Linked DNA regions of Mus musculus: region 1 is linked to region 2. The links are chromatin loops, found by intact Hi-C in ENCODE. Cell type or tissue: heart. All regions are shown on one strand. Each heading gives the region's core, and the rest is flanking DNA. Links, peaks and the distances in the headings are about the cores only.

What was found. Peaks named below come from ENCODE experiments on the same cell type or tissue, not always from the same donor. Only the 100,000 strongest peaks of a DNase experiment are listed, where the experiment ranks them.
Region 1: a loop joins it to region 2, with 8 times the contacts of the local background. A loop is called at or near these places in 6 of 42 quality-filtered maps.

The regions. Positions count from the first base shown.
Region 1 is chr16:18,170,502-18,175,873 of GRCm38, reverse strand. Gm34679 (a long non-coding RNA gene) reads right to left here. Exons shown (of 4, transcript XR_875940.2): 3 at 2,932-3,122; 4 at 1,526-2,037. Among named protein-coding and RNA genes, the nearest start is that of Gm34679, 3.7 kb to the right of the region's middle. In heart, for the core only: a CTCF peak has its summit at 3,165 (motif pointing right); no DNase peak of the experiment used is centred there; H3K27me3 peaks cover 2,643 bases.
Region 2 is chr16:18,050,205-18,055,576 of GRCm38, reverse strand. It overlaps a transcript of Dgcr6 not described here. Among named protein-coding and RNA genes, the nearest start is that of Dgcr6, 14 kb to the left of the region's middle. In heart, for the core only: a CTCF peak has its summit at 2,765 (motif pointing left); a DNase peak (open chromatin) is centred at 2,686; H3K4me3 peaks cover 281 bases; H3K27ac peaks cover 196 bases; H3K27me3 peaks cover 612 bases.

The sequences.
Region 1 (5,372 bases), core at 126-5,125, 120 kb before region 2:
CCTCTTCTCCTAAGCTGCCTGTGAGGCCAATGAGGCAGAGGGTAAGAATGGACAGTCTTCCCCTGCCTGGCCTCACTGGACGTTCTGATGATGCCTGAAGTCTGTGAGGGTCTGCAGGTCCCTCCACTGGATAACCAGGAAACCTGCCTGATGAACTCCTTTGTCTGGCTCTGGTGTTGGGGTCCCAGGGACCAATCATAGTTCTAAGTACTCAGTTTTGCCAGCTGGAGCCAGAGGTTGGGAGAAAGATCTCCAGAGAAACGTTTTCAGAGAGCCCAAGCCGTATCCTCCATCTATATCAGCCCCTGTCCATCTGGATGCCTGGCCTGGATTGCTCCATGAAGCCCCTCTTAATGAGGTCACCGCTATATACTTTCCAGTCCTGTGGAAATCTCAGGGATGAGTTTCCTGTCGGAGGGGACATTACTGCTGGCTTATTTCTTTCCTTCCACAGTAGAACCCACCTTGAAACCTTTCTAGCTTGTGTCTTGTCATCCTCCTGAACCAAAAATGTGCTCAGGACCAGCCAGACCCCAAGCTCTGGTTCCCGTTGCTGTGTGGCTGTCCTCCATGACTCCCACTCCATGTCCACCTCCATGTCCCACTCCACTGGGGCCCCAGCAAGGGAGGGCTGCTGAGGGCCCAGCTCCTTGGAGCCCAGTCGCTGCAGCATTGGGTAACTAGGCAGCAGAGCAGAACACTGGTCAGCTATCTTCCTCCTGTTCTTGGATCAGCTCAAGGGTCCTTTAGATAGTAAAGCAGGTTTGTATCATAGGGTGCAGGGAAGGGTCCAGAGCAGTGGCCTGACCTTGTAGGAGGAGGCGTTTGGCAGCAGCAACAGGCAAGGGCATGGCCTCTGAATGTCAGCGAGGGATCTGTGCAAATGAGAAAACAGAATGTGCAAGTACGCGTGAGTGCGAGAATTGTGAGTATGCGTATGTGTGACTGTTAGTGCTGGTACATATGTGGGTGTGTGAGAAGGTGGGGTAGTCATGTGAAAGCATATGAGTGGTCTTATGAGTGAATGTGAGTAACCAGGAGAGCATGTGAGTGGGCAGTCCGTGTATCGTGAGTGTACCAGGGTGAAATTACAGGTGTATCTGTGAGAGTGTGTTAGGAGATACATACTTTGATGGACACACAAGTGTATATGATCACGCAACTGCATGAGCATATGTTGAGTGCTTGTGCACATGTGGGGACATGTATCTGAGTGTTATGTGTGTGTGCAGATATTTGAATGTGCACATTTGTGAAGGTGTGTGGGCTTAGCAGCGAAGAAGCTCTACCGTTGGCTCTGTGCAGTTGGCCTGGGAATGCTTGCTGAACCCGGGGCAGTTTTTTATTTTTTTAAATTATGATATAATTACATCATTTCCCCCTCCCTTTCCTCGCTTCTGCTTCCCCATATATTCCACCTTCTTTCTCAAATTCATGGCCTCTTTATATATACCTCTATCCAGGGCAGTCAGGCAAGGTCCTCAGACTGGAATCTTGGACATTCTGGAAAGGTCATTCCTAGCTCAGGGACTAGACTGGAGCTCTGGGGGTAGAGGACAAGATACTTTATGGTAGCCTGCAACTTTACTGAGTCAGTAACCGGAGTGAAAATTACATGTTGCTTATGAAATGCACCCCACAGAATTTGCAACCATAATCTTCTGCAGGCCCTGACCTCTCTGCTGGTCGGTGTCCACTGTAGCCACAGCACGTGGGCTCTGTGCTGTGTCCTTGTAAGCCTGGAGGTGAGAACAGCTCACAGGATGCTGGTGTTTCACATGCACGGCACGTGTTCCTCACACCCGTGGGTGTGCAGGGCTGTTTGCAGTTCCATGAAGATTTCAGATCCAATGTGCCGAGCTGCGGCTGAGCAGTGCCTAGGAGGAGGGCCCCAGCCAGGAAAACAGGGCAAGTTTGATCTCCAGCGGGGATGGGCAGTCCCGAGCTAGTTTGATTGTTGGGAGAAGTGGATGACACATCGGGATCCTGTGTGCATGAGGCTTGGATATTTGGTACTGAGGCATCTCCCATGGCAGCCTGAAAGAATGTAAGGGTGGGGGCGATAGAGGGTGGGGAGGATTGTAACTTCTAGAGAAACATCTTACCCTTCCTGACAGCAAAAGTCTGGGCCCACCTAGCCATGCCCCTGATGCCTTTCCATTGAGGAGAACTGTTGTCTCTCTTCGACTTAGACAGCCCCCGGCACTGCACCCCAATCCACCCCCCTTACAGCTATTCCAGCATCTCTGGGTGGGAGTGGGAAGCCGGATGTAGCCAGCTCTGTTGCTGTTTTGGGAAAAGAGGGGATCAAGGCAGGGAGGGCTTGGCCCATGTTCTAGTGGGGTTGTCTGGCTGAGGGACTGCACCTCGCCCCTGCACCCCTCCCCGCCTTGTGCGCAAGGCCCTCCTTTCCTGGCAGGCCCAGCACCCCAGCCACCTCCCGCCCTGCTGTGGGTGTGATTTCACAGTGGCGTTCTCCTCGCCAGCTTGTGTCTCACATAGGGGATGTTTCCATTTTTACAGCAAAAAGAAGATGATTCCAGGCGCCTTAGCCACAGCCAGAGCACAGCGCCCTCCCCCAGCCCCCAGAGCTGTGCAATGTCAGGTGCTTTGGGGGTGTGTGCAGGCTCCTCATTGCCAGCCTTGGCACTAATTGCTGTCACTCAGAGAGCCACCTCTAGTCTGGGATGGGCAAGGGCAGGGTCTCCAGGGGAATCAGAACTTCTGTCAGAGTCTCCTAATAGCCCATCCCAGATCCAAGCAGCACCTTTGTGCCCAGCTGGGTCTGTAACAACTACAGGACAGGGCTTTTGTCTGAGGGACTTAAACTATGTGCACTGGGGCATCCAGGCTAGGCCTTAGCCCAGATAGGTCTGAAGCCCAGCATTCCTCCTTGTATAGTCTAACAGTGGAAAGGAGTGTGTATCTTACAGTGCAGCTCAGGCCCATGAGCTTGACGTCCAATACGTTCACAAACCAGCACTCGTGCAGCTCTGCCCCCAAATCTCAGGAGAACAAACAGGAAGGACAGCAGGAACACGCACAGCAATCCATAGAGAACACAACAGGAACGCTTGGGCAGCAAGACTGAATGAGACTCAGTTTGACTTCGCATCAAACACCTTGAAGAAACAGGATGTTGTTTGGCTTATCACATCTCCACCAGGGGGCGCACTGCTGTTGGGGATGGCAACGCTACAGTGACAGCTTTATGGGAAGGGTGCCCCCAGCCCCAGGAAAATGGAGCAAATTCTAGATTAGATCATCTCTTGTCCATTTGCTCACAGGCTCTAAGAGGAAGAGAGGGTAAACTGAGGCACATAGTGTCGAAGGTAGGCATGGGCTATGGGCTCAGCTGTGGAAAATCATATGATTTGAGCCCTAACAGTTTCCCATGACCTATCCCTGGGGCCCAGACTCTGTGTGAATGGCAAAAGATCTTTTCTGGTTAGGACAGTATAGACGTGGCCACAGCATGACCTGTGGACTCTGACACATAATAAGGAACAGAGGAGGCTGGGAGCCTTGGATGGGCTGTGGTACCCTCTCATGGAACCAGGATGGCAGGAATTTGGCACATGTTACATCTTCTCAGAGCCCCTATAGACCTGATGCATGTTCCCTCTCTGTCTTGGTTTCTCCCTGCCCCTGTTCTCCCTGAGCCCAGCTGTGGTAGGGTGCCCAGGCTCCTCACGATGGCAGCCTCTGTTCCTGTGTAAGGCTTCTGCTTCCGATGGACCCCCTCCTCACTCACCTGACCCTTCTCCGCTAGAAGGATATTTTTTTCCCCAGAGAGCCCTAGCAGGATGAGGTGAACAAGAGACATGACAGGGATCAAGGAACTGACAGCTTTTCCTTTCCCACGTGGGCCTAGGTGACAGGAGCTCATCTCTTCATTCACAAGAGGAGTGTGAAGGGGCAGGGCAGAGATAGAGACAAGCATAACAGGACCTCCCACACAGAGCGGCTGAAGTCTCACATAAAAGGGGCAAGGGGAGACATGACCCTGCCAGGGCCATACCATGCACCACACTTAGATTTCTTCCCATAAAACCCCCTTTGGTGTCTCCCCGCTCATCTTCATGCGGAACAAGCATCATGCCTTAAACATTGCTGTGGGCAAGGGTCCTCCGGGCCCTCTGGTCCTCACTGGAGATTCAGTGTCAGCATTCCCACTGTGGTCACTAAGTACACCTTCCAGAGACAAGCTGAAATTCTTGAAGTCTTGGCCAGAGCCTCAGTTTCTCCTTGTTAAATGGAGCTCCACCTGGGGCAGGAGATGCATGTGTTCTCCAGGCCCAGGGTTACCTACTGCCTTAGTCCTTAGCAGGCACACACTTCTCTGGCTACACTTCCCTGCTGAGCTGGCAGCTCTAAAGCCAGGTCCAGTCCTAGGGGGTCTTGGCTCTCGCTGTTGCTCATGAAACAAAGGCTCATCCTTTGTGCCTAGACTTGGGGTACTCCCTGCCTTTGGTTTCCTGAAAACCTGCTCTGGGCACAGATTTGGTGGAGGGTCAGCCTTGGCCCTGCCCACTTGGCAGTCAGTTCTCACACAAGATGACGCAAGGTTTCAAGCACAATGTCCTTCTTCGGTCCATCCTTGGGGAAACCTCCACCTACAGGCAGAAGTGCATGTGCACAGACATGCTTCATACACACCCATATGCAATGCGCACACACCAAACACAAATGTGTCACGTACATCTATACACATGAATGTGTTACAGCTGCACACACAGTCACACACACGTATGACAGTGGCACTGAGGGCAGGCAGGGCTGGGGGAAGCCTTCGCTAGCTGAGGTCCAAGCTGCTTCAGCACCCATGGGTGCTCTCTGGAGGCATGAGATCTAGATCTGAGTCAGGGATCTGAATGACACTCAGTGCCACTACCTGGACTACAGGGGTCTCGGAGGAGGTGCACCTCCCACTGAAATCAGCTTGGAGTCCCGCCTGTGCGGTACCGGTACTGCTATGGGGGCTGGCCAGAAGTCCGTGTGTGTGATTGGGTAAGCCTTGCCTGTGTCGATAACATCCATGACAATTGATGACCACATTAGAGCCCAAATGCTTCTGAACACAGGCTCAGGCCTCAGACTTTGGGTCTGTCTAGGAGTTGGTCCTGCATGAGATTCTAAGCTAGGACCACTCTAGCTCCCTTGATTCCTTGCTGATATCTACCCAGACTCCGTATCTCCAAGAGCTATCCCAGGCTCTGCCTTCCCAGCTGGGCTCCTCCCACATGGGGGGCTGATTCCAAATGTCCCACCTGCTATAAATGCCCCTCCACCAAGGACTGAGTACCAAAAATCCTCTGAGAAGCCATGGGCCGGGAGCAGGGCTGGGTTACCACTGCCCAGCTGGCCCATCC
Region 2 (5,372 bases), core at 313-5,312:
AAATACTAACTTGAGAATATTTTCACACTGAAACCTGTTTTGTCAATTTAAAGCTGTCTATGTCTGTAGAGGCCCGATTTCTGTGTATGAAATGGACTGACAGGCAGCTGCAGCCTTTGGCGGAGGATCTGGACACTCCTTGTAAACTGATAAAGCTACAGCTAGACATCAGTCATCGTCAGAGATCTGAGAAGGATAAATGGGATAAAAAAGGATAAACTATAATGCAATGGCCTCCCTACCAATGAAACTTACCCGCTACCTGAATGGTTATCCTAGGATCCTCCATGACGGTGCTGAGAGTATCACTAGGTTCAGAAGTCAGGGCCTACCTCGGTGAGACAAAAGGGGGGCAGTCAGTTCTCCAGTGTGCAGCTTGTCCACAGTTTGAGCAGAGTCCGAGCAGTGGGTGAGGTGTGGGGCAGTTCTCTGCCCAGTGGTTAGTATTATCACTATCCGGGTGGGTTGTCTGGGCCCTGTTCTATTCTTTGGAGAATACCTTAGGACTAACTCTAGAAGCTAGCAGTTCTGTCTATCTCGGGAAGCTTTTGCATTATTCAACAGGTCTCTGAGGATGTTGAGGGCCATCATGTAAGATTAGGTATATCTGGTTTTAAACAAAACTTGTTTGTTTTTAGTTAGTTGCTTCAGGCTTAACCTTGGTAGCATAAACAGAAAGCTAAAGAAGGCTTGTCCCTGTAAATGAACTACGTTTGTACTCAGCATGGCTACAAACAAAGTCCTGAGCACATTGAAGAATGTGATTGTGTGTAAGGTGGCTGACTACTAACTTGCTTGTCTTATTGTCCTTAACCGTTTACAAAGCTGTGGTGGTTTAAGTAGGAATGGTTCCCGTAGACGCTCGTGTTTGAATGCTTGGCCCATAGGGAGAGGCACTGTTAGGTGTGGCCTTGTTGGAGGAAGTGTGTGCCACTGCATGGGCAGGCTTTGACATCAGATGCTCTAGCTAGGTCTACTTTGATTCAGAACAAGATGTAGAGCTCTCAGCTCCTTCTTCAGAACCAAATGTGGTCCTCCACACCTCCTGCCACGATGATAATGGACAAAAACCTCTGAAACTCCAGCTCCAATCAAATGCGTTCCTTCCCTTATAGGAGTTGCTGTGGTTACCGTGTCTCTTAACAGCGATAAAACCCTAACCGAGACCGGCAAGTTGGCAGCTTCTTGTTTACAAGATTAGGATTCCACAGTTTTATCCCTGTTAAGTTTTAGCCTTAAAAAATTTAAGTTGAAGATTTAAATCAAGATCCTCTAGCACCAAAATAAACTCTTAAACCACAAGTACAGCCCACAGAGAGACTGAGAGCCTTGCTTTCCTGATTCTTGTAGGGCACGTGGACCATGCCACCAGAAGAATTGGCATGGAACGGTGAGGTAGACTATGTCCAAGCCCTGGGAATCTAAAAATTCAGATTAGAATCTCATTCTGGGACTGGTCGGAGTAGGGCTAACGCCCTCCCTATTTCTGTGCCTGCCTCAGAGCACATAACCTAGAGACCTCCAACCAGGTGGTCACAAGTAGCCAGTCACATAGAATTCTGGAATTCCCCTGGCAAATGAGGCATCTCAGAGGTCTTAGCCTTCAGCCACTGCTGACGATTTCCCTCCCTGAATATCCTCACACCCTTCCCCAAACTATATAACCCTTGGTTCACCCAGAATAAAGAAATATGGACAAGATAAAATGAGCTAAGACCATCTCAGAAACCTGCATCATTAAAGACGTTGGAGAAGGCCTTAGCCTGAATGACCTATAGCACTAAGGTTCTTGGAGGCCTTCTCTCCCCTCCCCATGCCCCTCTTCCCCTAGCAGTTGCTCCAAACCAGACCTGGATCCTGTTTGTCCTGGGATCCTGCATGTCCTGGGATCCACGTCTACCTTCTGGCCTGCCAGGCAGTGGAGGAAGAGGACTGCAGACCCCACCTGTTTCAGACTTTGCCCGGTCCTGTCCGCCCTGGGGGTGGCATGCAGACACCCCAGAAGAGGGCACGAAGAGGGCACGAGGAGCCATAGATCCTTTTACAGTGCACCATATAGAATATCCCACTTTCTTCTAAACTAAATTTAAGTATCTAAAGCTTAACAAAGTTAGCAAAGGCAAAGAGGCTATACATATATTTTCAAGTTAGTTTTTACCAGCCTGAATAGACCTTAGGACTCCTTAAACCGTATTTATCAAACATACCTTATCCTTATCTAAAATTTTAGAGGCCTGGCATTGAACTCCATCAGCAAAGACATAAGTAGTTAGACACACATTTTTAAAGTCATTTTCTGTTAGCCTGAGTAGACCTTTATAACCTTGGGAATTTATAAACCTTAAGTGTACCTTAATCAAACACATGCTGATCCAGACTTGTAATCTAAATATGCTTCACCCAGTGCATATACCCAGAAGTACTCACCCCCTCCCCTTGTTTCCTTGTTACCTACCAGTCACTCCTCTCCGCCTGTCCTCCTTCCTGTAGGTAGCTTCAGACATTCTACCTGGCTCCTGTGTGGTCCGGGAGCCTTGAGGGGCATGTCAAATCTAGCTGTCTAGCTGTGCCTTCTGTTGCCTGGGTCGTGCCTGGCAGGCCATGCTTCCGGGAGACGCCAGCGGCCTGAGACAGATAGCCTCTCCCACAGGCTCAGAAAGGCAATGATCTGTGCGAGGGGAACCAGGCCAGGCTTTCTCGTGTCTGCAGATTGGTTCAGATCCCTCAGGGAAGAGGCTTGCTGGCTGGTTGCGCGCCCCCTGGCGGACATTTCTAGCTACTTCCCCATCCCAGATTTCTATCTGGATTCTTTTACTGGAGCACAGGGACACACAGGAACTTTGTTTGGTTCCTGCTTCCAGATGGTGACATTCTGCAGGTGACTGAAGCCTTTTAGTTCCTCTGTCATGTGCCCGAAGAAATGGCCAGGTGTTTTAGAAAGCACACCTGGCACCATCCCCCAGAAAGAGCAAAACCTGAGTGTCGAGTGTTCTAGCCTCCGTACAGGGTCAGTACAGGGTGGCACTTCTGAGGCTCCATGTACCTGCTCCTTGTTATGGATATGCTCGCATCAGCATCTTTCCGCGGGGCAGTCTTCCTCTTCTGCAGTGGCCCCCATCTGAGCATGCTCAGGGGTCTCTGGATGACTGGGCATCTCAGGACAGCACTGAGATTTGCATGTGGCTTTAGAAAACTCCAAGGACTGAAAACTGCCCCTCATCATCTTTAGTCTGACATTTTTTGTATACGTTTTTGAGTTTTTATGACTGCTGTTAAGTAGAAATAGGGAGTGAGGTGAACACTATCGGTTATTATAAATCACAGTGGACATACACTATAGACCTATTCTTCATCCTGGTAAGTCTCAGCTTCTGTTCTCATGATTTATGTAGCACTGTTCCCTATTATTATCGGGTCCACCTTCTGGGACACTACCAAAGCAGTCACCAGAAAGCCCTTAAGGAGGATTGGTCAGCAGGTACCCACTTCCTGTTTAAGAAGCCCCGCCTCCTCCAAGTCCGTGTGGTCCATTGCCCTACTGTGAGACATGGGAAATTTTTCCAGAGATACTATTCCAAAGATAGCAACCTAGACTGTACCCCCTGACATGATGTCAGTGATTTGTGGAGGGAACCTAAGGCCTCGTGGCCCAGGTTGTACACTACAGGCTCGAGGCTGTTTTCTGAACATCTAAATCTTGCCTGTGTCCCCCAAGAGCTGCCCTCATAAACACGGCAGGATCAGATGCAATCTGTATTTTGGCCATAGAACCAGGAGGGAACTAGAAGTATCCTCAGGGAACCCAGGGAACCCCACCATGCTATGTCTACTCCCCGGAGACACAAGGATACCCTGTGCTTTGAGGAGTGGAGTTCCTTGCAGAAGGAAGAAGTGGAGAACCTGACAGACACCCTCTTCAGGCAGAGCTGTGCTTGCCAACCATGTGGGTGCATACTTGAGCTGGCGGGACCCTTTGCTAGCCTCCCATTGTCTCTGGACAGACCCCACCCCTGCCACTACCAGTGGTGTTTCACAAAGGGCGTAGGCTGAGGCAGGAAAGGAGATGTGCTACCATGGATCGCTGTTGTGACAGCTGCAGGCTGAGGTATTGTGGTGCCACCATTTTGACAGCTCCTTTTGGGGCATCTTACCAAGGCTGTAGGCTGGGGCAGGTAGGAGAGGCCGGCTACAGCTTCGGTAACTTTTGTGGCACCTGGCTTAGGGACTACAATGATCCTAACCCTTCCATACAACCACTTACCCTCAGCTGGATTTGCCTGTTGTGTGCATTGGTGTTCTGAGTGGTTGTTTTCTGGATGAAAGTGCTGAGGTGGTAGTCTAGGTTCATCTCACCACATGGCAGCCTCCCCTCTCCCGCAGAAAGCAGGGTAGGCAGGACTGGGGACCTGGAGTTCTGATTCTCAGCAGCCCTTCCAGCTGTGGCTCAGTGTCAAGAGACTGGCGAGGCAGTGTCCTGCTTTGGCAGTCTCCAGGGTAGACACACTGTTCTTCCTCACAGGAAGATATTAATGCAAGCCTGAAAGTGGTGGCAGTTGTGTTAGATAGCAAACCCTGTGGCTCCCTCCGTCTCTCTCTCCCTCCTGTCCAACTTCTCCCTCTTTAGGTTTCTCTGTCATGTTTCTCTCCTTTGAGCTATCTCTCTTACTGAAGGCCCAGCCATGTCATCCCTCCTGGTTGCTCCCCCGGCTCCAGGCCTCATCACCCCCATGGTTGTCAAGGTTCCCTCTCCTAAGAAAGCTTGGGAAGAGCCAGGCAGTGGTGCCGAATGCCTTTAATCCCAGCACTTGGGGCAGAGGCAGATGAATTTCTGAGTTCGAAGCCATCCTGTTCTACAGAGTGAGTTCCAGGACAGCCAGGGCTACACAGAGAAACCCTGTCTTGAAAAGCAAAAAACAAACAAACAAACAAACAAAACAAAACAAAAACCAAAAACCAAAAACCTCTACTCGCTGCCACCTCTCCTAACCTAACATTCCTGTCACTTCCATGAGGAAACTCCTTGGCTCGTATTAACAAGCTCCCAGCAGTCCAGAGATAAGAATGTTACTGAGTGGCACCAGAGGTAAGAATGTTACTGAGTGGCACCAGAGGTAAGAATGTTACTGAGTGGCACCAGAGGTAAGAATGTTACTGAGTGACACCAGAGGTAAGAATGTTACTGAGTGACACCAGAGGTAAGAATGTTACTGAGTGACTCCAGAGGTAAGAATGTTACTGAGTGGCGCCAGAGGTAAGAATGTTACTGAGTGGCACCAGAGGTAAGAATGTTACTGAGTGGCACCAGAGGTAAGAATGTTACTGAGTGGAGTCTGAAACCGAAACCCAGCAGAGACTTTCCTGCTTTACTTGAG